3 separate regions of the Homo sapiens genome follow, and regions 2 and 3 are each linked to region 1. A link is a loop called in an ENCODE intact Hi-C map of the cell type or tissue named here. Cell type or tissue: natural killer cell. All regions are shown on one strand. Links, peaks and the distances in the headings refer to the core of each region. The heading gives the core; the rest is flanking DNA. Region 1 has its middle 170 kb from the start of SP4. Region 2 overlaps DNAH11 (dynein axonemal heavy chain 11). Region 3 has its middle 16 kb from the start of SP4.

What was found. Peaks named below come from ENCODE experiments on the same cell type or tissue, not always from the same donor. Only the 100,000 strongest peaks of a DNase experiment are listed, where the experiment ranks them.
Region 2: it touches region 1 in a loop (2.8-fold over the local background); 41 of 110 quality-filtered maps call a loop at or near these places.
Region 3: it touches region 1 in a loop (2.2-fold over the local background); 22 of 110 quality-filtered maps call a loop at or near these places.

The regions. Positions count from the first base shown.
Region 1 is chr7:21,250,301-21,261,005 of GRCh38, reverse strand. No RefSeq gene overlaps it. Among named protein-coding and RNA genes, the nearest start is that of SP4, 170 kb to the left of the region's middle. In natural killer cell, for the core only: CTCF peaks have their summits at 4,520 (motif pointing left) and 6,759 (motif pointing right); DNase peaks (open chromatin) are centred at 4,535 and 6,745; H3K27me3 peaks cover 3,697 bases.
Region 2 is chr7:21,763,853-21,771,852 of GRCh38, reverse strand. DNAH11 (dynein axonemal heavy chain 11) reads right to left here. Exons shown (of 82, transcript NM_001277115.2): 55 at 6,264-6,425. Among named protein-coding and RNA genes, the nearest start is that of CDCA7L, 180 kb to the left of the region's middle. RefSeq lists enhancers at 1-35, 1-101, 6,136-6,651. In natural killer cell, for the core only: no CTCF peak of the experiment used is centred there; a DNase peak (open chromatin) is centred at 4,352.
Region 3 is chr7:21,406,650-21,417,354 of GRCh38, reverse strand. No RefSeq gene overlaps it. Among named protein-coding and RNA genes, the nearest start is that of SP4, 16 kb to the left of the region's middle. In natural killer cell, for the core only: no CTCF peak of the experiment used is centred there; a DNase peak (open chromatin) is centred at 4,644; H3K27ac peaks cover 2,274 bases.

The DNA of each region.
Region 1 (10,705 bases), core at 1,286-9,285:
TATGGGGAAAGCAGTTCCCAGATCACTGAAAAAATCCTGGGCTTAAAATCAGAAGATCTGGGTCTGAGGATCAGCTATTTCATTCTGTGTGTTACGCTACTTTATGAGCATCTTTGAGAGCTTGGGGAAATCTCTTTACCTACACCTCAGCTGCCTCATCTGTTAAATACCAGGCAAAAGGCGTTCTCATGAAAAGTGCATGAGATGATGTGGAAACTCAGAACTACCTAGACTCAACGGAATTAACTTCACTCCTAAGGTTGGGTCCATGGATCATGTACCTGACCAGGAATGATAGCAGATGTAGATGCTACAGACAGACCTCTTGGCTAAATCACGACTAGACAATCCCAAAGGGTAAATATCAAACAGGGGCCATTTTTCATTTTTGGTGTTGGTTCAGGGATCTCTCTCAAAAATAAATGGTGGCCAGACATAATGGCTGACGCCTGTAATCTCAGCATTTTGGGAGGCCAAGGTGGGAGGATTGCTTGAGCCTAGGAGTTTGAGACCAGCTTGGGCAACATAGAGAAACCTCATCTCCATGTCAAAAAAAAAAAAAAAAAAATTAGGTAGGCATGATGGCATACACCTGTAGTCTCAGCTATCTGGGAGGCTGAGGTAGGAGCATCACCTGAGCCCAGGGAGGTTGAGGCTGCAGTGAGCCATGATCTTGCCACTGCACTCCAGCCTGGGGGACAGAGTAAGACCTTGTATCAAAATAAAATAAAATAAAAGGAAAGGAAACTGTCCATCACATAAGTGGCTTACACATCGGTATATGTGGCCATGCCTCAGCCCATGTGCTCTAGTGATTTCTGCCACTCTGGGCAATAAGGGCAAATTTGCATCCACGCCTTTGGTCTTTGAGGGGGAATGGCTCACAGTCTTCCTGGTTTGGGAACCTGCAGATAATAAGGAGGCCTGCCCACCGCAGAAGCATTTGCACAGTGTGAATGCCTGGAAGCATGGTGCTAATGTTTTAGCCAATTCCTCTGGCTCTTCCTCACCATCCCATGCTTGGAGTCTCATCAGTCAGCTCTCATCTCAAATTCTGACATTCACTAAGTTGGGCCAACTAAGAGGGGTGCTTAAATTTGGAGCAGAAATCATTTTGAGGAATAAATTTGGAATTAGCATCTTGGTACTGGCTCCAATTAAACAGTCCCTGAGCACAAGTGATGGAGCATGAGTCCAGAGTATGTTTTTCAAATCTTCATAATTTAGTATTTATAGGTATTCCTAGACATTTTGTAGGAAAAAGAAGACTGACCAGCAAGGGATTATAGTTTGCTTTGCCCTCTGTTAGACTTCCTTCTCTCAGGGCTTTATTTTATTGGGTTGCAAAAAATCTGTCCCAATAAATATTTGTTTGATCTTTTAAATTTGCTTTCCAAAAATTTCCATTCAAATATAGCCAAGAAAAAGATTCATTTAGGGTTTTCTTCATATGTGTGTATCAAGATAAAGATAATATAACCTGGAATCCTCAAAGTTCTTAGACACAGAAGTCTAGCATTAAAATTTGAGTTTGTCTTTTTTTTTTTTTTTTTTTTTTTGAGACTGATTCTCGCTCTGTTGCCCAGGCTGGAGTGCAGTGGCACAATCTCAGCTCACTGCAGCCTCTGCTTCCCTGGTTCAAGCGATTCTTCTGCCTCAGCCTCCCAAGTAGCTAGGATTATAGGCCCCCACCACCACACCCAGCTAATTGTTGTATTTTTGGTAGAGACAGGGTTTCACCATGTTGGCTAGGCTGGTCTTAAACTCCTGACCTCAAGTGATCCACCCACCTTGGCCTCCCAAAGGAGTTTGTCTTTTATAGCAATGTAGGATCTGCTATTTTCTCTCCCTTTGACCTTGAGGTCCTCATTCAAGCAAGGGGGCATTTCTCTCTGACATTTATTAAGAATTTACTATTTGCCAGGTACATGCGTATCTATGCTATTTGAGACTACCAAATAGCTCTGTGAGGTAGATATTTTATCCTCATTTTACTGATAAGAAAAATGTGGCTTGGGTGGACTAAGTCATGCCTAAGGTCACTTGGTTGATACATAGCACAGTTTAGGTTTGGATTCTGGGCATGTCACTCCTGAGTTAGTTGCTGTGTCTCAGTGGCAGTGATAAGATAGGTTCAGGAGTCCTGAAAAGTGGATCTGGGTAAATTTTAGGAAAACATGGAGAGGGAGAAGGGAGTTCTAAAAAGATAATGGGATCAGCAAAGTTGAGATAGTTTGAGGTATATTTACATGTGAGAGGACACAAGCAACTAGTTTGGATACCGGAGTTGTTCTTTCTGGAAATTGCTCTTTCCAGAAACATGGAACTACGCACCAATGAAGAAGGTTGGTAAGTCCATACAGCAGAATCTAACATAGCCCTTAAAAAGCCAAGAGATTAACATGTGGGGTCTGTGTGTTGGCCACTAGTTAATCTCTTTTCTCTTCTAAAAAAATGGGGGAAATAATAGTACCTACTTCATAGGGATGTTGTGGAAATTAATGGAACAACTCATGCAAAATGCATAGAAAGGTGCCTAGCACATGGTAAGCACTCAGTAGATGTGAGCTGTTATTATCTACACATACTGACATGAAAAGATGTCCATGATATCTTTTATATCCATGTGAATAGAGGAGGCTGTGAAACAGCAGAAAGAGTGTGATTCCACTTTTGTAAGTATGTATATGTGTATAGGAAATATCTGGAAGCATACATATCTTAATGTTAGCAGTGTTAATCTCTGTGTTTATAAGATCATTCTTTTCTTTTTTAACTTTTATTTTAGGTTTGGGGGTACATGTGAAGGTTTTTTACATAGGTAAAGTCGTGTCATGGGGGTTTGCTATACAGGTTATTTCATCACTCAGGTATTAAGTGCAGTACCCAATAGTTATCTTTTCTGCTCCTCTCCTTCCTCCCCCTTTCCATTCTCAAGTAGACCCAACAACAGAGTCTTGAGTAGACTCAACAATAGTGTCTGTTGTTTCCTTCTTTGTGTTCATGAGTTCTCATCATTGAACTCCCACTTATATGTGAGAATATCTGGTATTTGATTTTCTGTTCCTGCACTAGTTTGCCAAGGATAATAGCCTCCAGCTCCATCCATGTTCCCACAAAAGACACGATCTTGTTCTTTTTTGTGGCTGCATAGTATTTCATGATGTATATGTACCACACTTTCTTTATCCAGTCTGTCCTTGGTGGGCATCTAGATTTATTCTATGTCTTTGCTAAGATCATTATTTTCTTATAAGCGTGAATAATTTTTATAATTAGGGAAACTTGGGTTCCAAAACCAATAAAACAAAAATAAATAAACAACACAAGGAAAAAAAATCTTTAGCTTCTTTGTTTCTTAATTCCAAGGCAAGTGAGAGAAGAGGAAAATGACAAGGTATAAGTCTCATTTCTGTTACCTTGACCAAGTTATTTAACATGGGTCTTATACCTCACAAGATTATTATAAGAAATCTAGCAAGTGAGTATCTGAAAGCACCTCAGCTCTCATAAATATTTCTGTTCACTCATGGCCTCTTTTGCAGACTTTAGGAGAAGGATTTTGTTTTCAGGGCTCAGAAATTTGACAACCAGAATTTTGCCAATAATAATAGTAATAACAACAATGACAAAACATTGTCCAAACCTCAATGACTCTTATTTATATTTATTTATTTATTTTTTAGATGGAGTCTTGCTCTGTCACCCAGGCAGGAGTGCAGTGGCATGATCTTGGCTCACTGCAAGCTCCACTTCCCGGGTTCATGCCATTTTCCTCCCTCAGCTTCCCGAGTAGCTGGGACTACAGGTGCCCGCCACCACGCCCGGCTATTTTTTTTTTTTTTTTTGTATCTTTAGTAGAGATGGACTCTTCTTTATTTTAAATAAAATAATACATGCAAGGATTTCAGTGTTCTTTTAATCCTCTTCTAAGTGGATGTTATTATCTCTGACTATTAAGGTGACTGGAGGCAACTTAGTGCCCAACACCCCTAGAGTTTACACAAGGAAACAAACCATGTATTCTCCAATCACCATTCATATGTTCCAGAATCTCTTCTGTGTCATTTGTATAATAATATTATTAAGCTCCATTAAAACCCACAGTAGACTCATTTTGGAATTAGTAGGAATATACAGACAGGTGAGCAAGAAAACAAAATCTCTCTTCTCTCTTTCTCTCTTAGCAGGAGCTTGTCCCAAAGTCTCCACTGATTAGAAAAAAAATTAATGCACCAAAACATCTCAAATCAAAATAAATCTTACTTTATAACCAAACATAAATATCACAATGAAAAGGTTGAGTGTGAGGGAGTACAGAAGGGCAATTGTTAGAATTGTTAGTCCTTTGGTGATTTTTTATCAAAATGGTTTGAAGCCTCAGGCTTCTCAATCTCAAGTCATAACTTCACTTTGTTCACCTCCTAGATGCAAGAAGTTATGTGATTTAAATAGATATTTTATTTAAAACTTAGCCATCATAATAAATTTATCTATTTCCAACACGTTAGACTAAAAGCTGACTGCCCTCTGGTGGGCTGTTTCTAAAATATTTAGCACCTCTTTAACTGGATTGTATCGTAAAATATTACACAGTGCCATGAGATTATTTTATAATTCAATTCATTTAAATAACAAAATTATCTAGGGAAGGGGAAAACTTTAAAAGGTTAAATATACTTTACGTTATATATACTTTATTAATGTATAAGCAAATTATACTTTGAGTTTAATTTCTAACTAAAAATTAGTTTTCCCTTTAAACAGAATTTATTTTAATTTCCAATTTCAATTAAAATGGTGGAAAAGAAAATGTTTGAGACTTCATTGCATTTTTGAAATAAAACAAAATGAAAAATTTTGAAATGAGAATATTTTGATAATTTTGTTATTTTTCAGTTGTTTATAGCAATGGGAAAAGTGTTTATCATACTTAAGTTTTGTTCCCTGTCATTGTTTAAATGTAATCTTACTGTTTGAAAAAAGCAATAGAAGTGAGATCATTATATTCCTGATCAGAAAGAAAAACAAAATGATTATACTGTTTAAGGAAAGAAAAAGCTTGAAAAATATCAGATCAAAGTGTAAGGGCTAAGCCGAGAATAAGTAGGAAAGCATATTTAGGGAGTATTGGTAAAATACTTCGGAATCCTAAAAATCCCCAGTGCAGTATCATTCCTGTCATACAACAGGATCTCATTCTCTTCTGTTTGCAATTCCTCTCTAACGCAGAGGTTTCAGTGAGCTGAAATCTCAAGCACACCAACGAACTGAAGTTCTTAGTTTTCATGTTGCTATTTGGACTGTGTATATTAACAAACTCGAGCCATCACTGGCTCCATTTTGTCAGACTGTTACCACTAATCGAGAATTCCAGCTCACATTTTAAATGATTTCCTTAGCACATATCTCATTCTTATGCCAACAAACCTTGTGAATAGTATGTGAATTCACACTTAAAAAAGTGATTTCATATAAATAAAGATTGGGTATGAAGAAGTCAAGAATTGGCAAACTACTTAAAAAAAAATCTCAGAGCCTCTGTAAGGAAAATGAAAATGAGTACCAAACAATTTATCTGGTTAATTTCATCAGTACCAGCAACAAATCTGAAAACTCCATTTAACATCCTCTTTCCTTTTCTTCTAGGTAACAGTTTCTTGGAAATGGCATAAAGATTTTTTTTGTCTTAATTCCATTTAACACTTGCAAATAAACCTTGAAAGAAAACTCTTCCTTCATAACAATAAAATTGAAGATTGCAATCAAGTCATTACAATAGGTTAATTCTGTGGCTGCAAATACTCAAATTTAAGTGAAGAAGCAGGTAGAGGAGTATTTAAATCCGTGCAGATCCCAAAATGCAACCTCTCAGGCAGAAACATTTTCAACTTGCAACAGCAACCAGAGTTTATTTCTCCAAAATAGTCAAGAAAGTCACACTTTAAAAAATGTTAACTGCAAGTATTTGTGCAAGCTAACATTTTTTCATGTTGCTTTTAAACTAATTAACATATGAAATGGCCTTAAAATGTAAAGATATCACTTCTGTGAGATTTGATTTTTTCCATTTCAAAAGAAAGCAAATAGAAACATGGAAGTGAAGAAGTGAGTGCTTAGTGAATTACTGCTTTAAAATTGTGATACAATTTACTGTTTTATGAAGGCTCACTGGAACTTAGTTTGAAAGCAGTAACAGCAAACCAGGCTATCAATTTTTCCTCACCCTGCAGAGACAACGCTGAAGCTAAAGGCTTTTCTCAGCGGTTTTGCTTTCTGTTGATTTCCCTCCTTAAACCTGAAGGAATTAGAAATCTCTGTTCAGCGGAATTCTTACAGTTTTTCATTTTTAACATTAGTTAAGTGTATAGAGCCTGAGCATGTAGCATCATTGTTCATGCTAAATGTTCTATTCGGTTGCAGAAAAATTTGAAACGAAATATTTGCTTGTGTAGGTTGAATCTATACTGCACAGAGTAAAAAAGGAGTCGTCTTACGTAGCATTTCCAGGTATGTAGAAACTGAATAACTAGCGTGTTTATGTGTGTATCTATCTAAATACATAATTCCAACAATTGTGTCTGAATTTGCAATCATCTGTACTCTCTCAATATTCATTAAATCAATATTTTTATAATTTAAAATGTGATTTTTACATCACAAATGTGTATCGGCTAACGGGCAGCTCTGCGACTTCTAGTAGGAAAGCTTCTCTCTGTATCCTCCGCTGCGCATTACTTTTTCCATCAACAGAGGGCACTCTGTCGTTTGCCAAGGAACTCTGCTACGTTAGGGGGCTGAGGGCTGGGAATGCAGCATCTGACAGAGGAGGTTTGCAGGCTTTGCTCCAATAACGGGCAGAAGCTCTGCCAACTGGTCAGTGTATAATTTATTGGAAATGCTACTGATCACTGAGACAACATACCTGAATGAAAGAGAACCCCATGATTTACAAAAGTCGGATGCAAGTGACTTTTAAGTCAGTGGTGTGTTATAATTTGAGTATCACCCAAACGGTTAGTGTTGGAAATCACCATATGCATACAATCCGAATGCATGCTCAAATACAAGCTCACCTTGTAGAGAGAGTGACAGCTTTGTTTATGTTGCCTGCCCTAGCCCTGAGTGCAGGAGTGTCTTTACCATGCTTCCTTCAGTACAACTTAAAAATATTATAGCTGTTTTATATTTGATCCAAGAAAAATGAAATAATTCCTCATATAGTAATCTATCTGGGTTGTAATTGACACGTTAGAAAGGTTCTAGGAAGCTTTTCCTCCACCACAGGTTATAGAGAAGATTTCAGGTACCAGTGCTATTAATTTTTCACCAGTCAAAGGCACTAAATTTAAACTGAAAACTTGAAAGAATGAAAAAAGATGCACTTCAAGAGAATTAGATTTTCTTGGGGTATTTGTCCAAGATCTACATTTACCGATATGTAATTTATTAGATGCTTCAACACAACGAAGTAATCATAACCAGGTAGTACGAGGACTGCATTTACGCTCTGTGGAAGGAAAGTTTTCCGAATGTCTTAAAGCCGTTGTAAAAGCAACAGTGAGAAATCCTAATAGACACCAGAATCAACATATTTGACAGAAGTGTGTGCATTATCATGGCCCATTATTTTAAATGAGAGTGTTCTATCTCAAGAACTGGAATGATACCACAAATAATAGAATAAATGGGAATGTACAAGTGAAACAGCATGACAGCAACTGCTCAGACTCAGAAGAAAAGAGCATTCTCAGACACAGAGGTGTTCTAAAAATCCTCTTATGAGAAAATGTGCTCCATTATCACAGAAGGAAAGAACTGCAAGTTTTTCTTATGTTGAATGTATGTTTGTGTAATGTTAAGGATGACGAAGCAAATATTTAACAGCTAGGATACTGCATTACGGCTAACAGTCATTCCTTTATCATTTACCCGACTAGAAGATAAGTGCCGTTTTCCTTCTTTTGCAAATATATTTGCCAGCAGCTGTTTCAACATTTATAAAGACCATTTCCACTGATTGCCAAATAACCATAAATTCATTTACGCATATTTTTGAGTTGAAGGCATAAAAATAATTACATGTCTGATTAAATCCACTTCTGCCTTCATGTCTTACTAAATCTACAATAGATATGAATTGTTACACCGTATTACATCTAAGTGCATAAATAATACAATGCAGATGTAGAGTCCAGCTTTCCTACAGCAGAATGTGCAGCAATAATTTACACAAATACAGTTGGGATGTATTATTTAAAATAATTGATTTTAGAAATTGTTATGGAATCTCCGACACATAAAAGTAGGACTTCAACTTGAAAGCTGAAGAAAATGTTCTTGTTCATTATGGCTTCACTGTCCTGAAATACATACTAAATAATTATTTTAATAAGCTTGTCAGTAGACAAGAATAACTGAACTGAAAATTCCATGTCTTAAAACGCAAACTATGGAAAAATCATATATATACTTCCAAGTTGGGTGAATTCCTGAGGTATATTAGTTGCTCCTTCCACAACTTCTCTGCCTGCCAACCTCCCTTCATCACTCCATCCACCCCCACCCACCTCCTCTGCCACTTCTAACCAAGGTAATTTAAATGATTATAGTATTTGGAGAAAGGCTTTAAGGGACTGTTGAAAGTTAAGAATCACAACGTGTAGAAACAACAGTTTGATTCCACTCTTAACTCCCTGAAATAGAGATGGAATTTTGCTTTCTTTTGATCGAAACTCAGCTTATAATAACTTTAATCACATAATATTTAACCATATTTGTTATACCACAACACTTGGTAACACTTCATTTTGAGTGTTCCAGCATTATTAATTCATGTGGTATTCATTGTAATAACACAGATCATAATGAACTCATTTGGTATTCATGGGGATGTCATAAGTACTTCCATAGGAATTCTATTGCATTTTAGCATTAATTAAACATACTCCCTAACTTTCTTAGAAAAACAGAAATATACTGTATTTCCTAAGTACTATGTCTTTCAGTGGCACATAAACTGGGCTGATTATTAAATTCTACATTAAATTATCTGTATACATCTTTATGAACATATTATCTTATATGTGAAATAGCTAACAAAGATCAGTGTCTAGATTTTTGTGGATTATGATATATATTCTTAATAATCAGCATTTCATGAATGCAGAGAGAAGTGATATTTACAATGATGTTTCTCATACAATGAAGAAAAGACCCTATGTTGATTTCCAGATTAACATTTCTTTAATTTCTTAAAGAAAGATGTATATCTTTAAGAACAAGTAAGCAACCAACACTCAGAAAATGCAAGCTATCTAACCAGAGAGAGCTTTGCATGATGGCATTTTCCCTGATCGCTGCTGCCCATGCCTCTGTGGACTTTGTTCCTCTATGTTTGTCATCGTGGAGTGCAACTTGTGTGATGTCATTGACACAGCCAGGAAAAAATACCAGTCCCTATTAGCATCCAGAGCTGGCAAAACAAAGTGACTTCTCAAAGAATAGTACAAAACCATTTTAAAGCAGATCTCCTGAAATTTACTAAGCTTCAATCACATCAAGGTTTCTGAAGTTATGACACAGGCTTTAAATGTGTTCATAAAAGTAGCTGATTCTATTCTCTTTTCTGCCAGCAGAGATCACATTTCTCAGCCCTATCTTACTCTCTCCTTATGTTAAAGAAAAATAAGACCAGATTTTTGCGTATAGAAGATCCTGTGAGGAGTTTCAGCTTCCAGCACCAGGAGGCCCCTATGTTAATGTGAGGGGTTGTTTTTGTTGTTGTATATGTGTTTGATTTTTATTTATCTTTTTGTTTTGGCTTGTCACTTGTCTGGGAACTAAAATCAGGCAGCAGCATTAGGAAGTAAACCCTTGTAGGGAACTATATTTTCCCCCTACTACTTGACTCTGCAGTTTTCATGGGGGTGCCGGGAGGCAGGGCAGGGGTGGGGGCGCATGTGGGGTGGGCTGGGGAACTGTTTATCTCTTAAAGCACCTAAATGTGTCTTAAAGTAGAAATGTCTAAATACTAGTTAAACCTCGCATTATCTCTTCACTATTTCTCATTTGTGATGTGAACAGAAAACCACAGTTTAAAGAATAACGTCTTTACCAGGGAAACGTTCAACGATGTGGTACAATTGCAAGAGTCCTAACACTTTGAGAGTTATAATTTAAAAAATATTTTAACTAACACTAGCATTGCATGATCCCAAAGCAGAAAATGAGAAGGACAAGTGTGCAGTTAATGTTTATTTTTCCAGTACATTGAAAGATAATTCAGATGTTTTCTATGAAACCCCAGGCAGTGAGAATATTCAGTTCACAATTCTAATGTTGCAGAGGAGACAGATGCATTTTTTTCTCCTATGGTTTGTAACTCCAGCTACATTTAATAGGAACTGTGCATCAAGGTGTGGGAGAAAAAGCAGACTCCTGTTCTGTAGCTTTGAGAATTACCGACTATTCAGAATCTCCCTGACACCTGGATACAGTGGGGCAGGTTAAAAATGTTGCTTCCTGTGAATTCGAGGCTTTTGCTTTTTTCAACATTCGAGGCAGGCTTCTCATATACAAAAAGTACTTCAAAGGTATGCAATGTATTTTTTTGCTTGTTTGTTTGTTTAGGTTTGCAGTTCTCTCTTGCACTGAAATAGATTTAGTAAGCCAGTGTTGATTACCTTGATGTGGCCTGTTTAAT
Region 2 (8,000 bases), core at 1-8,000, 510 kb before region 1:
TGTGGGGGGCGTTGGGGGAGAATTGAGAGGAGTTGCTGCTGGTGCTGCCGCAGCGAGGGCTACGCAATGCTGTATTTTTCACTTTGAGAGACGTGAGGGGAGAATATCATTCCTGCTAGATTTGGCCTCTTAATAAAAACCAGTTGATAACCACTTATAGTCATTTAGCAGCTAATCATGATGATGGCAAAAATAAAAATAAGCAGAGTGCCAGTATCGAATGGTTATAAACTCAAGGTTTCCCCACTAAGATGCTCTGGAAAACGATGCTGTCTCCAACGCATAATCAAATGCAAAGATGAAACTGCTTTCCCTCACATTAAGAAAACGTGTTTAATTTCTACTCTCTCAGTTGGCTCACTGTCAACACAAAAACATAAACAGATCTCTGCTATTTGGTGTGACAGTTCTCGGGCAGGAGTAGTCTCTGCCACACCAAGTACTCCAGCCACCTGGCACTTCAAGCAAGTGCCCAGTATATTCCTCTTGAAAATGACAAACAGCAGAGTTGAATATAAACCAATACCCAGAGGTCAGCACTAAATCAGTTTAGGATTTTATACCTTCCCAAGACCAGCAAAGATGACTACATTGGTCTGTAATACTAAATTTGGGCTTTCAAGAGCACTGTATTCAAGGGAGGGAGGGAGGAAGGGCAAAAGAGAAAGGGGCAGGTGAAAGAATCTATTTTCTCTCTTTTTGAAGTGTAACTTGGGACAATTTTGTCACATTAAATGCCATATACCTACAGTAAGTCTTGAACATTTTTCTCAGAAATTATTTCTGTGTTAAATTTTAAATATGTCAAACTGATGTGCTACACAATCTATTTGATCTTTTTGCTCCTTTTAGGGCTGGTAGAAGAATATATTAATAAGATATTTGTGGTTGCATGGTGGCTTATTAAAGAAAGAAAACTTACAATGCATAAAATGGGCAGTGTTGCATTTTAACACTTGTCCTAAGCTCTTCATAGTGCTGTTTTGCTCTGAGAAGAAGATTCCGGAGGGAGCCAGGGACAAAGGGTTTGAATCCTAGGACCTGGGCTAGATTTCCAGTTCTGAAAAATCTGGTAAGATACTGCATACCCTCCTGTACTTCTTCCTGCCCACAAAATTGCTCCTTTAAAAATTCTGTTTCCTTTCTTCTTTTACTGCTTTCCCAATAGTCAAACATTCATGCAATAGTCAAAAGAAGGATTTAAGACTATGGGCTCTGGTGTCAAACTGCAGATGTACCCCTTACCAGCGGCATTATTTACTCTTGGGCCTCCATCCCAGGGGAAACTACTGGTCCCTCCTCATGAGGCTGGTGATGAGAGGTGGTAAGCAGTGCAAATTCACAGCAGGAACTGGTTGAGCATCCCTAATCTGAAAATTGAAAATCTGAAATGCTCCAAAAGCCAAAACTTTCTGAGTGTGAATTTAACACCACAGGTGGAAAATTCCACATATGACCTCATGTAATGGGTCACAGTCAAAACTTTGTTTCACGCACAAAATTCTTCAAAATCTTATATAAAATTACCTTTGCACTATGTGCATAAGGAGTATATAAAACAAAAATGAATTTTGTGTTTAGATTTGGGTCCCATCCCCATGATATCTCATTATGTAAATGCAAATATTCCAAAATCAAAAAAAAATCTGAAACCCAAAATATTTCTGGTACCAAGTATTTTGGGTAAGGGATACTGAACCTCTATCAGTTCTGCTACTGTGGTAGCAGTAGCACCAACAGCAGTTGCAGTAAGATTACTGCCATTACACAGGGCAGCAACAAGTGTTAAATGTAGCACCAAGCACAGTTTTCTAAATTGTATGCTGTTTTTTTGTTTTGAGTTGTCTGGTGAGTGCATTATTTTGTTATTTGCTTATGCTTTTTGTATCTTGCCTTTAATTCTGGAGCTCAACTACTGGTCAGAGGCAAGACAAAGTCCAGCAGAAGCCAACAATTTCCTAGATGAGCTTGCAGTCATTGAAAAAGGTACCTTCAATGGTTCTCTGCCAGAAAGTTGAAACAAAGAAGCAACTGAAGACTCAGGAGGAGTGGAGGAAAAATGAAATCCAGGCCGGATGCAGTGGCTCATGCCTGTAATCCAGCACTTTGGGAGGCAGAGGCAGGCAGATAACCCGAGGTCAAGAGTTTGAGACCAGCCTGGGCAACATGGTGAAACCCTGTCTCTACTAAAAGTACAAAAATTAGCAGGGCGTGGTGGTGTGCACCTGTGGTCCCAGCTACTCAGGAGGCTGAGGCAGGAGAATCACTTGAACCCGAGAGGCGGAAGTTGCAGTGAGCCGAGATCATGCCACTGCACTCCAGCCTGGGTGACAGAGTGAGACTCCCTCTCAAAAAAAGAAAAAAAAAACCAAAGAATAAAAAAGCAATCCAGCTACCTCTTTTATAGCAAGAGGACAGAACAGGAGATGGTGTGAATGGTGTGGCTGCTTCTGGTAAGGTCAGCACCTAGAGAAAAGCCACAAAACTACAAACTTATAGGGATAGCTCCATTTAAGTCAATTACACCTTCAACTGAATATTCATGTCCAGATTCCTGGGCAGCTACAAAGTCTGGACCCTACTTATGAGGTCGAGGCTTGAAGAATGGGGAAGGATGTTTACAACTACTTGTGTCTTTCCTCAGCCATCTGAAGATATGCTTAAGCCAGTATAAGACTTAAGCAGAATCAAGATAAATGTGGTTGCATTTATATTTGTCTTAATATTTTTAAATGGCTTCAATATTCCTTAGAAAGAGGATTATTTTCCTCAAATTCACACAATTTCTACTGCATAAGGTTATCTTTCTACTTTTTATTCATATTGAATAATCCTAATTTATATTTCTTTTTTAAAATTATTATACTTTAAGTTTTAGGGTACATGTGCACAATGTGCAGGTTAGTTACATATGTATACCCTAATTTATATTTCAAATAAAGAACTGTGCTTAAAGTCATTAATATGATAGAAACTCTGCTAAGATAGCTATCACTGACAAAATGTTGTCTTATACCCTTTGTGTTTGGCATGCCATTTTAAAAATGAATTTACAGACCATTGGGGAAACAAGTCTTTAAATATAGCAGTAAAATAACTTTCCTCTTAGAGTGGACTTTCTCGCCATCAGTTGTGGAAAACAGTAGTAAAATATGTCCTTCACAAGCTACCAAACTGCAACAATTGAAGAGGTGGTTGCATGGGGAATAACTGCTTTTCCCTGAAAAAGCTGATGATACGGAGTTTGTGTCATTACTTTTAAGTGGCACCACATAAGGACAGAGGATTTTAACTCATCGGTTGGTCAACATGCCCCCAAAGATGACCTCTTTCACCTTGCTCAGATCTACTCTACACCATCCAACAAACATCTCACTCCTTCACCAGACAGCTCACTGTTTCATTTCCATTCAGTAACTTCTCCTTTCATCTGGCTCTGCTTTCAAAGATGTCTATGATTCATTTTACCTTGAAAAGCAAAAACATCACTTGTTTTTCAACACCGCAGCTTCTCTTGATTTTTCGTTGTAGAAACCGTGTACTAATCACTAAGCTCTTCACACAGTTCTCTCTCCAACGAGCTTCTCACAGCCTTTCCAACACTGTTCCCAGGTTTACCCAGATGGCTTTTCCTTCTCTCCCTCCTTACACACCTCCTCCCATCTCCATTTCAAAATCTCCTTGGAGAGGTAGTGTGCGTTGACACAAAGTCTTCAGATAAATACTTAAGTGTCAAACTGTTTTGGTCATTATTTGTCAGCTGTCATTTAGTTCAATATTAGGCAACAGAAAAATAGCACAAACATTAATTTAGATGCAGTCAACCCGTACCCCTGGGTGCTGAGTGTGTACTGATGGAAAATTACACGCCAACACACACAAAACTGCTTGCCTTTAACGACTCCTTTCTCTGTGGCCAAAGGGGGTCACCTTGTGTAAGCACCTTACACTCAGCAAATGACGTCAATAATTAAGAAGTGCCTAAATTATGCTGATAACTTTCAGTCTTAAAAAAGGAAATTAAAACTAAGAAAGTGATCAAATTAGTGCTCATTCAAAAAACTTAAAAGCTGTTTTTGACCTCTACAGAAAAGACACCACAGGTTTTTAGAAGACCATGGACACATTGTACTCTGAATTATAATTATTGCTCCTGCGCAACAAATTAGGAAGGTGGGAAAGTTAAATAAGCAGCTTGCACTGAAATGAAATCATCTGACTCATTTGTTTTGAGGCACAATTCAGTTCAAGAGAAATGGGAAAGTGTTTTTAAAATTCCTATTTGGCACTCAGCATCCTATAGGAGGCGTTATGACACCATCAGATCCAGCTTAGCACCTGACAGGAGCCCTCTGGACTTAACACGATGCAAGTCCTGCCTCATCCAGCAGATGTCAACGGTCAACGGCATATCAAACTCCTTTAGCTGTTTTCAAAGTGGCACCCACCTGGACAGGAAAAAGCCTGCACAGAGTAGCAAAGGGAAGAAACTGTAAAAAGCACTGTGCCACATGCCAACTTAAACCATGCTACTAGCTCTAATTTCCTACCATTTGACAAAGTAACATGCAGAAACAAAGTGCTCTGGCCCCTTTCTCTTCCTTACCAAACCAGCCTGATGAAACACAAATTTGCTATCAGAAGATACATACTGACTCTCTCCCTTTAATAAAGCAGCATTTTGAACCCTTCTTGTAACTATCACAAGATAAAATGATGCCCTAGAAAATTCCAGAAATGCAGCAGACCTGGCAATCACATACGAAATTTGTGTTAATATTTATGACAATTATTTGTCACATTTAATGATTTTCCAGATGTTAGAGTACAAAATGTTTCTGGCAGACTTTAGAAGAGATCATTTCTTATTTTCATTTATTTGTGGAAACGTTTTAAGTGCAAGTGTAGAGGAGAGAAGGACAGGGGAGGTATATGAATATCCTAAGGCCTCTACCATATATATATCTTCCAAGTTAGATGTTGCTTGACGGCTCTTCCCTAGCAATCCACCACCAAATAATTAGATTAATAAACATTTCAGGAAAAGACTAAAGGAGAAGAGGTCTCCCTCCACAAAATTCTGTAGGTGTTGGTGAATACTTGCATGTGTACTTACCTCTATAGCTGCTTTTTTTTTTTTTGTAGAAGCAAAGGAAAATGATATTATGAACAATAAAGCTAGCTGCATACAAACAATTAAATATGTAAATATGACCAGATTTTTAACCATATGGCCGCTGAATGATACAATATACAACAAAATGTAAAAGGATTGCTTTGGAAAGGTGGCAGTTATGCCTTTTGGGTAACGGTGGGGCTACAATGGGTTGTACCTGTTCATGATAATCTTTCAACTAGAAACAGACATCATTCCTCACATATCTCCAGTTCTGTGTTTGCCTCTGAGAGTCACTTTCAGTGTCTGACCTATTCTAGGAACCTTTCACCTTATCACTCAATGGAATGAGAAGACAAAGCTCCCTGGGAAATGTCCACAATCACTTTTCCAAGCTATGTAATCAGAAAGGCACTAGACATGAATAAAACTTCATCTCCAGGAAATCTAAATCATAACCTCATATCTACATCCTTTTTCCCTCTGAATCTGAATGCTTGAAGCTTTTGTTGTTTTGTTTTGTACAACCATTTTAAAATGCCATGGGATTTTAAATTTGATTTTAAATTTTAAATTTGTCATCATGAAGAAATGACAAATATAACCCATAAAACATAAATCTGTAAAACAGTAAGTAGATATATTATTTGACTTAGTGGTTATGGGATACAGGGGCTGATTTTTCAACTATTGCTACTATGAGAATAACCACAATTCATTGCCTTACTTGGTTAAGAAGCAAGCAGTGCGTGGCTACGGTGACTACATTTCTGTTTGGGCTTTTAGTTTGGACTTAAAGGATTTATAATCAGCAAGCCCCATTATGATTCAAGGAAGTAATGATCCTGGGCTTCCAGTGAGTCAGTGCATGAGTGAGAACATACTCAAGTGCTGTGTGCGTGCCCGTGTTCACGCACGTGTGCACATCCTCCTCAGTATGTATGGTGGAAAAAAGGTCAGCCATCATATTCCTTAGAATGTAAACTAACAGATAAGTTTAGCATCTTAAACAAATCAGGATAGCTTTCTGATAGGAGATGTACTGTGGAAAGCACTTACCTACTGAGGATTTTCAGAGTGTGTGTGTGTGTGTGTGTGTGTGTGTGTGTGTGTGTGTGTGTGTGTGACGCAGGCTGACACGGCATACCTCAATTCCCTTGGTTTCCTCAATGAACCTCCTGCTGACGGAGACCAGAGCCTCCTGCGGCCACGCATGAAACCAGTCAATAGCCGTGCAGTTAACTATGGCTGGGAACTTCCGAGCTCTAACTCTCAGCGTGCGACCAACTGGAGAGAAACACAAAATGATCTGTGGAGACATGGGGGCAAGGCAGAAACAGGCGGGTGATGAATGAGCAGAGAATTACATTGCAATCTTAGACAATGAGAGAAAGGAGTGCAGCCAACTGTGACATTAAACTACCCTAAAGCCCTAGAGAGTGGACAGCAACATTAACCTCCTTGCTAATCAAAGTGGAAACCTGTCCAAAGAGGCTGCTCCACTGGACACAGAAACACTGCTGTGTACTTTCCTTAAAACTTGTCTCTCTTTGCTTAAACATTTTTGGTTATCATTAATAGGGGAAAATTTTATTCATTTACATTACACAAGTAACATTATAATAAAAATAAAAATTAAGAAGAAATCACCATGATACAATAATACCAATGTTTTCATCTTCTGTTTCTTCCATTTTGTAATTCATCAGGTTCCATAAAGCTGCATAATACACTTTAAAAACAATGTCTTATCATCTTTAATGTTTGTGTTTCCATTTAAAATGAAATACATCTACTTGAGCTTCCGCTTCAGATTTTTAAAGGAATTAAAAATTCTGTTTATACCATCACACTGGTCTTTAAGAAAAAAAATCAGTTTAAACATTCTCCTGCTGAGAATTTTTTAAGTTTCTGCTGTAAATCTAAAGTTTTGTGTAGCTATGTAATGACCTAAAAGTTAATTTAAATCTAAATATACTTCCGTACTTTTTTTAGGGACACAAGGGATTCTGTCGGAGTCCTGAGGGTGGCTGTGACATCTGGCTATGACAGTAGGTCACAGAAACTCAGTGAGAGGAGCACCTGGTCAGCTCCTGTGTGCTTCAGAGGGTTCATCAGAGACACCCTGTGTAAAGTGCTAAAACAAAGGAGGTGTTCAGTGAGCATCCTTTCCTTCTCTGCTTTTATTCTCAAGTCCCTGCGTACGTGAGGACACTGGGAAGAGAACTGTCAATCAGGGAGTAAGGTCTAAGAGGGAGAATCTTGGTTTCCTCTTCTCTAGAAATGGCTCAGACCTGATGATATCAAGCTTTGTGGCTGCCTCTAAGTCTCTAACACTTTGAGATCAGGCAATTGATGAAATCATTTTTCAAAGGATGTGATTTTTTTTACCTATAGCATTTAAAAAATCCATGTCATAAAAAATTCCAGCATACGTGCACCCATATCTCATTTAACAAGTGTTTTATTGTTTATTTTATATGCCATGTGTATTCAACAATTCAAGCTATATAAATATTAAGATCAAAATGTTTTCTTTTATTGTGTCAAAAAACATGAGATCTACCCTCTTACATTTTTAAGTGTACGATACAGGATTGTTAACTGTAAGTCCAGCGCTGTGCAGCAGATCTCTAGAACTTTTTCACCTTGCATTACTGAAACTCTACACCCATTGAATGGAAACTCTCTATTTCCCCTCCCTCCAGCTCCTGGTAACCACCATTCTACTTTCTGTTTCTAGGAGTTTGACTACTCTCAATACTGCGCATAAGCAGAATCACATAGTAATTGTCCTTCTGTGACTGGCTTATTTCACTTAGCATGATGTCCTCGAGGTTCATCCATGTTGACATATGACAGGATTTTGTTTTATAGATGAAAA
Region 3 (10,705 bases), core at 1,198-9,197, 160 kb before region 1:
GAATGTGAACAACATAACCAAAAGAAAAGTAGGAAGTGTTTCTCAGGACTGTGAAGGCTGGGGTGGAAACAAAATCAGGGTACCATGTAATTGGGCAAGTTGCAACACGGAGTCAAATATAATATCAGTAATACATTTCCATAGTGATGAATGCAAAGTCTTCAACAAATTAGTATAGCAGTAGGGTTGCTTTGTTCTCTGTTAGTCAAGCCAAATCCAGAATGTTTTTTAAGAAGGACAGCAACAACTGGAAGAAAAGATGGGCCAGGATGGCAAGAGACGAGAATGGTTTTAAGGATGGTGGATGATTTTGGAAAGGGTACTGTAACAGTCTTCAAATATTTCAGGCCTATTCATGAAGAGGGATTAGGTTTACTTTAGGTACAGTAGATCCTCAAATAACGCTGTTTCATTCAACATCGTTTTATTGTAACACTGATGAGAAAAAGAAATGAATTCCCAGCAAGGCCACTCTGTGTGGAGTCTGCACGTGCTCCCCATGACTGTATGGGTTTTCTGCAGTCCTCTGGTTTTCCTCCCACATCCCAAAATTGTGCCCGTTAGGTGAATCGTCATATCTACATGGTCTTGGTGTGAGTGAGTGAGTGTGTGTGTGTGTGAGTGCACTCTGCCACAGGAAGGCATCCTGTCCAAGGTTAGTTCCCACCTTGGCTCTGAGCTTTGGGGATAAGCTCCAACCACCTTTGACCCTGAACTAAAATAAGCAGGTAAACATTACATTGTTTTATTAATCTTTCTTAAATGTATATGTAGCTCACATTTATTTCAATGTTTAATACTAGAAGTGTCTGGTCTTGCTCTGACCCCAGGCTGGAGTGCAGTGGCACGATCATGGCATTGTAGGCTGGAACTCCAGGGTTTAGGTGATCCTCCAGCCCCAGCCTCCCAAAGTGCTGGGATGACAGGTGTGAGCCACCATGCCTCGCCTGTTTGGGGTCTTTATTTAAGTTTGGCAATGTTTTTGTGACCAGAAATATGCCATGGAAACTTAACACTTGTTTATATGAATTAGCCTATGGTAAAATTGGTTTGTTGTTTCTCTTAAAGTCACAGTTTCCAAGAACCTATTGATGATGTTAAGTAAGGACTTACTGTAGTTTCAGAGGACTGAACTAAGATCAATAAATGGATGTTGGCAGGAGGTAGATTTTGGCACAATATAAAAAGAACTTCTGGGTTGGAGAAATGTTGGTAAAAGGATAAATAATTTAAATGCATAAATCCTAAAGAATGAGAATGATCTGAAATGAAACAAACTCCCTTGAGGCGGTGAACTCGTCTGAATCAGAGGCATTCAAGCACAGCCTCAACTATGACTTACTGGGAATGTTGTAAAAGAGGATTTATGCATCTGACAGCATCCAGACCCAAATTCTGTGGAGACCAAAGTTTTTAAGGTTGGGGGGCACTTTTTCCAAACAAAGGATACAAAATTATGAATAAAAATAGATACAGAGGCTTAGAAGGCACTTTTGCGAGTGAATGGTCCTTGAAACTTAAGCTTCAATAGCTTTGCAGTAAATTCATATCAAGGAAGTCAGTGGATATCAAACAACTGTGAGATTTAAATTGTTTCTAAATAATGAATAATTCTTCTTTTTTTTTTCTTTTTTTTTTTGGAGACGGAGTCTTGCTCTGTTGCCCAGGCTAGAGTGTGATGGCGTGATCTCGGCTCACTGCAACCTCCACCTCCTGGGTTCAAGCCATTCTCCTGCCTCAGCCTCCCAAGTAGCTGGGATTACAGGCACCCGCCACCATGCCTGGCTAATTTTTTTTGTATTTTTAGTAGAGACGGGGTTTCACTATGTTGGCCAGGCTGGTCTCGAACCCCTAACCTCGTGATCTGCCCATTTCGGCCTCCCAAAGTGCTGGGATTACAGGTATGAATAATTCTTCTTAATTTTAAAATAATTATCCTGTTATCTCTGAGACAGGTAGTGAAAAGAGAAAGGAAATGAAGTAAGACACACCTAGCTTCCTATCCTGCCTCAGCCAGGTAACCTGGGGCAAACTATGTGATCTCTTTGAGCCTCAATTCCTTTATCTGTAACATTGAAGTGATGATGTCTATCTTGAAATATTTGAGGGGAAAAATTAAATAAAAGTGTGTATGTAAAGCGCTGATATATAGAAGTTGTGCAATTCATGATAGCTAAACTGAAAGACTAATAAGATTTGGGTAGTCATAAGGATAAGATTTTTAAAGATGTCATTTGGAGTTCTCGTGTCATCAGGAAGATGACAAATAATCTTATTTCACATCCTCGAATTTAAGGCGTAAGACAAGAGTTCATAAAATGTCACCAAGCTGTGATAATCATATTAGGCTTCCTTCAGCCAATTCTAGCTTGTGAATGGAATGGAAAAAAATCACTCACATAACTGGTTGGCCAAGATAAGAACCTTTGTACTCTTTGTTCCTTCTTCTTTCTTTCAAAGTTCGGGATCAGAATCAAGGACTAGGGCATTTCTTGTCACTCTGTATCCAAGACGCAAGTGGCCAGGTTTAAGTGTACACAGATGGGCCACATTATCAAGGAGGTAGTAGGTTGGCAGGAAACTATTATATCATGCAGCTCTAGGACACCATTCATCTAGAAGACTGTACTCAAATTGAACTCCTCAGTCCAGCAGAGATGGGGTCACTTGGGAGCTTGTTAGAAATGCAGAATCTCAGCCCCACCCATGTGTTTTAACAAAATTTCCAGGTGATTCGACACACAGCAAAGTTTGAGAAGTGCTAAACTAAACAACAATGTCCATGGCTCCCCCCCGCCCACAAACTTCTGCAGTGCTCTGCAGTTCTGAGGATCCCTCCCTTGGGTTCTTGGAATGCATTTTCTTTTTTTTTTTTTTTTTTTTTGAGACTCTGTCGCCAGGCTGGAGTGCAGTTGCGCGATCTCGGCTCACTGCAACCTCCGCCTCCCGGGTTCAAGCGATTCTCCTGCCTCAGCTTCGTGAGTAGCTGGGACTACATACACGCGCCACCACGCCCAGCTAATTTTTTTTACTTCAGTAGAGATGGGGTTTCGCCATGTTGGCTAGGATGGTCTTGATCTCCTGACCTCATGATCCGCCCACCTCGGCCTCCCCAAGTGCTGGGATTACAGGCATGAGCCACCGCGCCCAGCCTGAATGCATTTTCTTTTATAAGGTCAGAAAGGTAAGAAGGAGTGAGGGGCTGGCCTTCTTTTCCTAAGAGAAGGCCCAATCTGCCTGATTCTTATTGAGCTTTCATTCTATGGGTTCTCTTCCTTTCATGCAACTCATGAGACAAGGTAGTTCAAACTTGAGGGCAAGTTATACTTTGCAGAAGGTCCAGGCATCTCTCTGGCTACCACATTCCCTTCTAAGAGGTGGAAGAGGAACGATGGGGCCAAGGGTTGGCTCCTACTCCAGAGAGAGGCCCAGATTCTCTAAACCAATTCTCTTTATTTTTCTCTCTCTTCCCTCCTCTTCATCATCATCCTTTTTCTTTTCCTCTCTCTATCAGCTGGACAAAATAAGCCAGGGAGCAAATTCATTGGGAATGACTCCTGCCCTAGGAAGACCTAGATGACAGGCTCAACCAGTGTTGGAGCTCACTCACTCTCTTATCTTTTTCAAGCTAATCAGTATGTTCCAGATCCACCTTTCCTAACCTTGGCTGTGGCCTTGAGGAAAAGGGGAAAGAGGAAGAGAAACCTATTAGGCATGTATTATTTTTAAACCTCCAGACTAAACAAAATGAATCCTCTATTTGTCATAGCACAGCTTCTCAGGATGCACTGACATTTGGGAAGGCTCATTTAGTACAAAAAGACATGCCTTTGCTGCCAGTGACTATGTGTATGTTAATTACAAATACTTAGCACTTACTGTGTTATATATAAGCACTTTACATGTATTGACTGATTTAATCCCCCATTAGCTCTAAAAGTTAGGTGTTATAGTTGTTCTTATTTCACAGATGTGAAAATAGAGGCACTCAGAGTTTTAATAATTTGCAAGATTACCCAGAAAATAAATGGTAGGGAGTGGGGATTTGAACCCAAGTGCCTGGTGCCAGAAACCTTGCTCTTAACCTGCCTCTGACACTTGTCTCCAAGGAACCCTGCAAAGAGAGTTGTTTGGTTGGCATGTTCCTGCTCCTCCAGCCAGTTACCATCCTAATCGCATTACCATTCCCTACAGAGCTCCTTTGTCAAAGCACAGCCACAGATTTTAAATCATGAAGGATGTGTCTGACTTTGGTGAATGCGGCTGTTTGTTTAGTAGACCAACCAGATTTACAGATGAGAAAAGGAAGCATATCATAGGCTCAGAAAGACTTCCCACAGCACCAATAGTTTTTTTTTTTAACAACAACAACAACAACAACAACAACAACAAGAAAACCCTCAACAACGAAAAAACATAAAAAAGAAAAGAAATATGAAGGCCGCATAAGATAATTAGGGTAATTCAACCAAAGAGAGACAAAGAGTTACTCTTTTCCTAAAGCGAATTTTCTAAGGGTAAGATTTTCAAAACTGAACCAGTTAAATGTATTTCCTGTTCTCACCCACAGCTCCTTGCTTTGGGTAAGCAAGTATGCTGTTTACAAAGTACTTTCACAGATGTTTACTCTCTGATCTTCACAGCACCCCAAAGAGGTTGAGTATCTTGCCTAAAATAACACAAACTAAGTGGCAGAGTTTAGACTGCAGCCTGGTGTTCTGAGGTAGAGAGGCAGCTTCACTGCCTGCTCTCTGTTCTTTAGTGATAAAAGAAGAGTGGAAAGACATGTGAATCTCATACTTTAAATTTGGAAATTTCCAGTCACACAGAAATAACAGCTAGCAAGTTATCAAGGGCTTCACCATTCACCAGATGCTGACCTAAGAATGTCACATGGTGTAATTTGTTTAACCCCCAAAATAGATCAGTGAAAAGCCTGTTATAATCCACATCTTGCAGATGAAGAAACTGAGGTATGGAAAAGTTAAATGACTTGCCCAGGCTCATCCTTCTAGCAAATGGCAGAGCTAAGACTCCAACCAGGACACCTGTTTCCAGAGCTGTTCGCTTATTACCAAGCTCTCCCATCTCTGCTGAAAAATTAAGATCAAATTGACAAGAGAACTGAACAGCATTAGTCCTCAGAAACATCTGTGATGGAAAAGGGAGAGTACACAACATGTTTGTAGTGGGAAGAAATATTATTACAATACTCGCATGTTAAATAATCATTTGAAAGTAAACAGGATTATCAGTTAGGTGTCAGCATGGAATATTAATGATTAATAAAGTGTATCAGCTTATATAATCTGTATATCTTCCTGTGTAAGGAGCTGTGTGGAGTGATGGGGGCTCCAAAGACAAGCAAAAGGTGCTCCTGGCTTCAAGAAGCCCACAGGGAAGCTGGAGAGATGACAAACCATCATCACAGGAGAAGTTATACAACCCAGAAACCATAAATAAAAGTTCAATTGAAGCCATAATTGAAGAGATGTCACAAGGCAGTAGGTGATTAATTGCAAAATGAATTCTCCAGTCAATAACTGTAATGGGAGTTTAAGGCAAGGAGCAATCCCTCCAGGCTGGGGCTGTGAGGGAAAACTTTGTCAGGGAGCTTGAGCTTGAATTGGATCTTGAAGGATGCCCAAAATGTGAATAGCTGTAGGGTGGGAGGGGAAGGGAATTCCAGACAGAACAGTGTAGGTGAGCCGAGGTGTAGAAGCAGGAAAATACGGGGAAAGCACATTTGAGGTGGGAAAAAAAAAACAGGAGGCCTGGCTGGACCTGACATAACTCCAGGGCCAACCCCTCAACCCTTGGAGCTGCTGCTGTGGAAAACACTTCATAAGGCACCCTGGTACTATCCAATCTCGAACCATCCACCTGCTGTCTGCCTGCCTTCCTACTTCTAGGCCAGGGAGCCCTTGGTAACACATGCAACCACAAGATGGGCAAATCCTTCCAAAAATCTTGTGTTCTTCCCACACTCATGTCTGTTTCTGTTTCTCATGTGAATTCCTTGAGAAGTACAATCTATCCAGGCAGCCTGTTAGGAATATATCTTTTGGAAAGCCAGAAAATTTTACCATACTTCCCATCCCTGTCTTTATTCTTGGAGACTTTCTTAAAAGCAAGTTCCTCCTGTTACAGTAGGTAGCTAGTCAGACATGAGCAGGGCAGGACAGAGCACACCCTCCTGCCTCCACCAAGAGGCAGGCTCCACCAAGATGTCTGGTTGGACAGCCATCAGGTGATGGTCAAGCAGTTGTTAAACTGTTTCTCTAAAATAATAATTGGTCACAGCTGGCACCAAGGAAAGGCAGTCTCCCATTATCTAGAAACACCTGAAACTGGTGATTAGCAGCTTCCCGATAAGATCTCAGGAGGTGGGTGAGTGGACTCAACCATGCCCACAAAGAGGCAAAATGGCAGAGTTTAACTGTTATATCACCTTCCTCTAGGAGCACTGCACTGGTAAGGAACGAACGCCTCGAGTGAGCATGCGTGCAACCTCAGTAAACGTACTGTGCATGCGGCCCCTCCCAGGTGCTGGCTGACCACTATGCATGTGGACAGCCCACCCCAAGGGAACGATCAGGGGAGGAGGATGCCGTCGTATAAACCCCAAGTCAAAGGTCAAACCATGCACTTGATCTCTCAAGTCACCTGCTTGGTCCTCTTGCAAGTGTACTTTACTTCCCTTTGTTCCTGCTCTAAACCTTTTAATAAATTTTTGCTTCTGCTCTAAAACTTGCCTGGGTCTCTCACTTTGCTTTATGCCCCTGGATTGAATTCTTCTTTCTTCTGAGAAGGCTGCAGACCTGTGTGGATTAGCCGCTGCTAACATCCACTCTGCCTGTGTGTCCCATCTGCTCCAGGCTTCAACCATCAGCAACCTATGCCCACAGGTCCACCTACACCTCCCAGAGTGCCCACTGGAAGGCCCCTGCATGGTGACAACACCCTGACATGCTCACATTCTTCCCTCCCTATGGCTTCCCTCAATGGAAACATTTCTCTGAGTTATCTCACATACAGCACGTAGGGTCAGAGTCCTGCTCACAGCCATTGTCATGGCCTTCATTCAAAAAAATAGTCTTTATGCCTGCTATGGATATAGCAATAAGCAGAATGATCAAAATCCTGCTGTCTGGTAGCTTACATCCTTTGGGAGTGGTTAACCGGGGAAAAAAAGTAAATGTATGTAAAGTTCAGTGGTGATGAATGCAATGGAGAAAATTTAAACAGGGATGTAGAGTAGGGACTACCTGTGGAGGTGGTACAGGAGGAAACTAGGAAGGGGACAGCTAAGCAGAGATCTGAAGGAGATGAGGGAGCCACTAGGGGAAGAGCTTTCCAGACATGAGGGAAAGCAAGTGCAAAGGGCTTGAGATGGTCACAAGTTTTGTCAGGTTTGGGGATGGCAAGGGAGCCAGTCTGGCTGGAGCAGGATAGGCAAGTTGTAAAGTGGCAAGAGCTAAAGTCAGAAAACAGGGCAGGCTAGTCAGGGAAGGCCATGGTGAAGATACTAGGGGTACTCAGTGGGAGGTGGGAAGTCATGGGACGGTTTGAGTAGAGGAGTGCGGTATCATAGGATATCTATTTTGTCTTTGTCCCCAGTTCCTGTCACAGAGCTCCTAAAGCCCTTGGAATTTTCTGAGTGACAGGAATGTCTGTTTTCAAAATGAACCCCTTTCTATAAGACCTGAGCTTATGCTAATGAAGTGGCTTAAGGTGAAGCCTCTCTTTTTTTTTTTTTTTTTTTTTTTTTTGAGACGGAGTCTCGCTCTGTCGCCCAGGCCGGACTGCGGACTGCAGTGGCGCAATCTCGGCTCACTGCAAGCTCCGAAGGTGAAGCCTCTCTTAGATAACCTCAGAATGGGGCCAGTCACCAGAAAGACCAAATAGTTAGAAGATTAGAGGGTTAGAACTTTCAGCCCCACCTACTAACATCCGGGATAAAGGGAGCAGAGTGCTGGAGATTAAGCTCTCTGAAAACTCCAACTAGAATTGATAAGCTTCTGGATGCTTAGTATGTGGAGGTGATGGGAGGGTGGCATGCCCAATGAGGGCGCGGAAGCTCCACTCTGCCCTCCACACATACCTTGCCTTATCCATCTCTTCATCTAGCTGTTCATCTGTATCCTGGATAATGTCCTTAATGATCAACCAGCAAATGTAAGTAAATGTTTCCCTGAGTTCTGTGAACCCTCGTAGCAAATTAATTGAATTCAAGGAGGAGGCCATGGGAACCCCAGTTTGTAGCCAAGTCTGTCAGAAGTAGAGGTGATGGCCTTTTGCTTGTGACTGGTGTCTAAAGTAGGGTGCAAGTCTTGTGGGACTGAGCCCTCAACCTGTGGGACCTGACACTGTCTCCAGGTAAATAGTGTCAAATTGAATTGGATTATAGGACACGCAATTAGTGTCTTTTGGAGAATTGCTTGGTGAGTGGAAAACAAAAACAAAAAACCTAAACATCTGGTCACAGAAGTGTTCTGTGTTGAGTGTGAGAGAGAAAAATAGAGAAAAAAATTTTTTCCTTTATAAGGAGTAACATGGTCAGAAATATATACAAAAAAAAGTTTCACCCAACTGCTAGATGATAGATGCAGGCAAATAGGTTCAGAATGATTCTTCTTCCATTATTTTATAAAAATTCTGCATCTGTAAGTAAGGTCATGCCATTCAGTTGTAGCACACTCTCCACGTGAGCGTCACCTTCATACCTCTACTTCCTCATTGTCAGTCACTGAAGACCTCAGCCTTCATGAGAAGGTTTCCTCTTCTCAAGACTTGCCATCAAACAGAATTTTGTTCATACTCGGGTCCTCCATTCAACTGATTGTCTTCTTAGCTCATTGACTTTATTCCAAATATCTTCACATCTTTTTCCCAATTAGCCATTCAGTCTCATTGCTAGGTCAAAACTCTACCTTCACCTGGAATTTGATCTACTTTTGAAATCATTAAGTAAACATTCCATTTTCAAATTCCAATTGCCTGCCTTTGCAGTTTTCTTGCTTATTTACTCCTAATTCAGGTATTCCCCAACTTCATGGAAAACACCAGCTCATTTCCTGTTCAATCTAACTCAATCCTTCCTACTCAATCCTTCTACAGTCATTATGGCTATTTCAAACATTCTTCACACTTCGCAAACCCTTCATCCTACTTGCCTCCTCAGTGACTTTTAAAATGAAATGCATCAAACTCCTGTCACCCTGTTTACCACGCTCATCCCTCCTTCTTTCTTCAAATCCCACAGAACGAAGCTAATGCCTTCATCTTGCTCAGTTTCTCAGCCTCTCCCACCTTAGGCACTTGCTCCACAGATATCCCTGCTCTCAGGGCTCTGGCTTCTTGCCTTCAGCACTTAGTCATGCTCACATCTTTCTTACTTTGGAAACACACACACAAATAACCCCAAGCACTTTACCAAACCACACCCCTTTTTTCTTCTTGCCTTATCTTTTGCTCCTCTTCACAGCCAAACTTATTGGAAAAGTGTTCTATTCCCTTTTGTGTCCTCAGCCTTCCTTCCCATTCGATTTTGCTCTCACTTTATTCCCCAAGATTGCCCTTGATATTCACCAATTTCCCTCTCCAGGCTTCAACACTCTGCACTCACCATTACTGAAGCAGCCCAAAGACAGGCCAAGCTCATGCCTGGTATACTCTTTCCTCCACGGCAGTAGACTAACTTCTGTTCATATTTCTTGTTTCAGGAACTTTCATGGCTTCAGGGAAGCTATTGCTAACACACCATACCCTCCAAATTGCTGGGTAAGATGCCCTATGCGCTGTCATGGCATCTTGTACTTGCTAACATATGCCCATGGCCAACAGACAAAATGGGCCCCCTGTGGCTAAAGGAGCTGCTCAAAGTTAAAACATGAGAATGAGGCACCCGTGACTAGGTGAGGGAGCAGTCACCTACTCTGGGTTCTTGGCTACAATCAAGCCAAATCAGTTCCTCCTGTCAGTGTCAAGATAGACTACAGCTGAAAATTCCCCAAATGACCACCAACAGACCACCTGGTGGCAACCTCCCACTTGGTGAAACCTACCACCTGGAACCAGCCACTTAAGAAAGACTAATTATTTGGGGCTTAAAAGTCATCCAATCAAGATCCTATTCTTCCCTCCCTTTCTCTCCCTCCCTTCCCTTTCCCTCCCTTTCACTCCTTGCTCTGCCTTTATATAATAATCCCTAACTCTTCATCCTGCCCCACCCCACTTTGGACCACATTTTTGTTTGCACTGAAGGCTTGTATCTTTCCAACTGCAGACTGCTTTTAGAAAATAGGGTTCTCAAAAAAAAAAAAAAAAAAAAAAAAAAAAAAAAAAAAAAAAAAAGAAGAAGAAAGAAAATAAAGTTCTTCCTTTTTTCTCCAAGGATCTCATGGTCTTTTCTTAACATGCTTAATCCTTCTTTACATTTATCACATTGTATGGACACTTTACTCATGAGCCTTCCTTGCTAGACCATAAGCTATTGGGGGTCAAGGTCAATCTATATGACAGTTCTTTGTATATGCCTGGGTTATTTCTGTTTGATACATGCTCCTTTAAATTAAGTATACAGCTAAAGGTGAATTACGAGTAACGGCATATAGAACTTGCATTTTTTCTCTGATATTAAAAAGTAATTGAGGCCGGGCGCGGTGGCTCACGCCTGTAATCCCAGCACTTTGGGAGGCCGAGG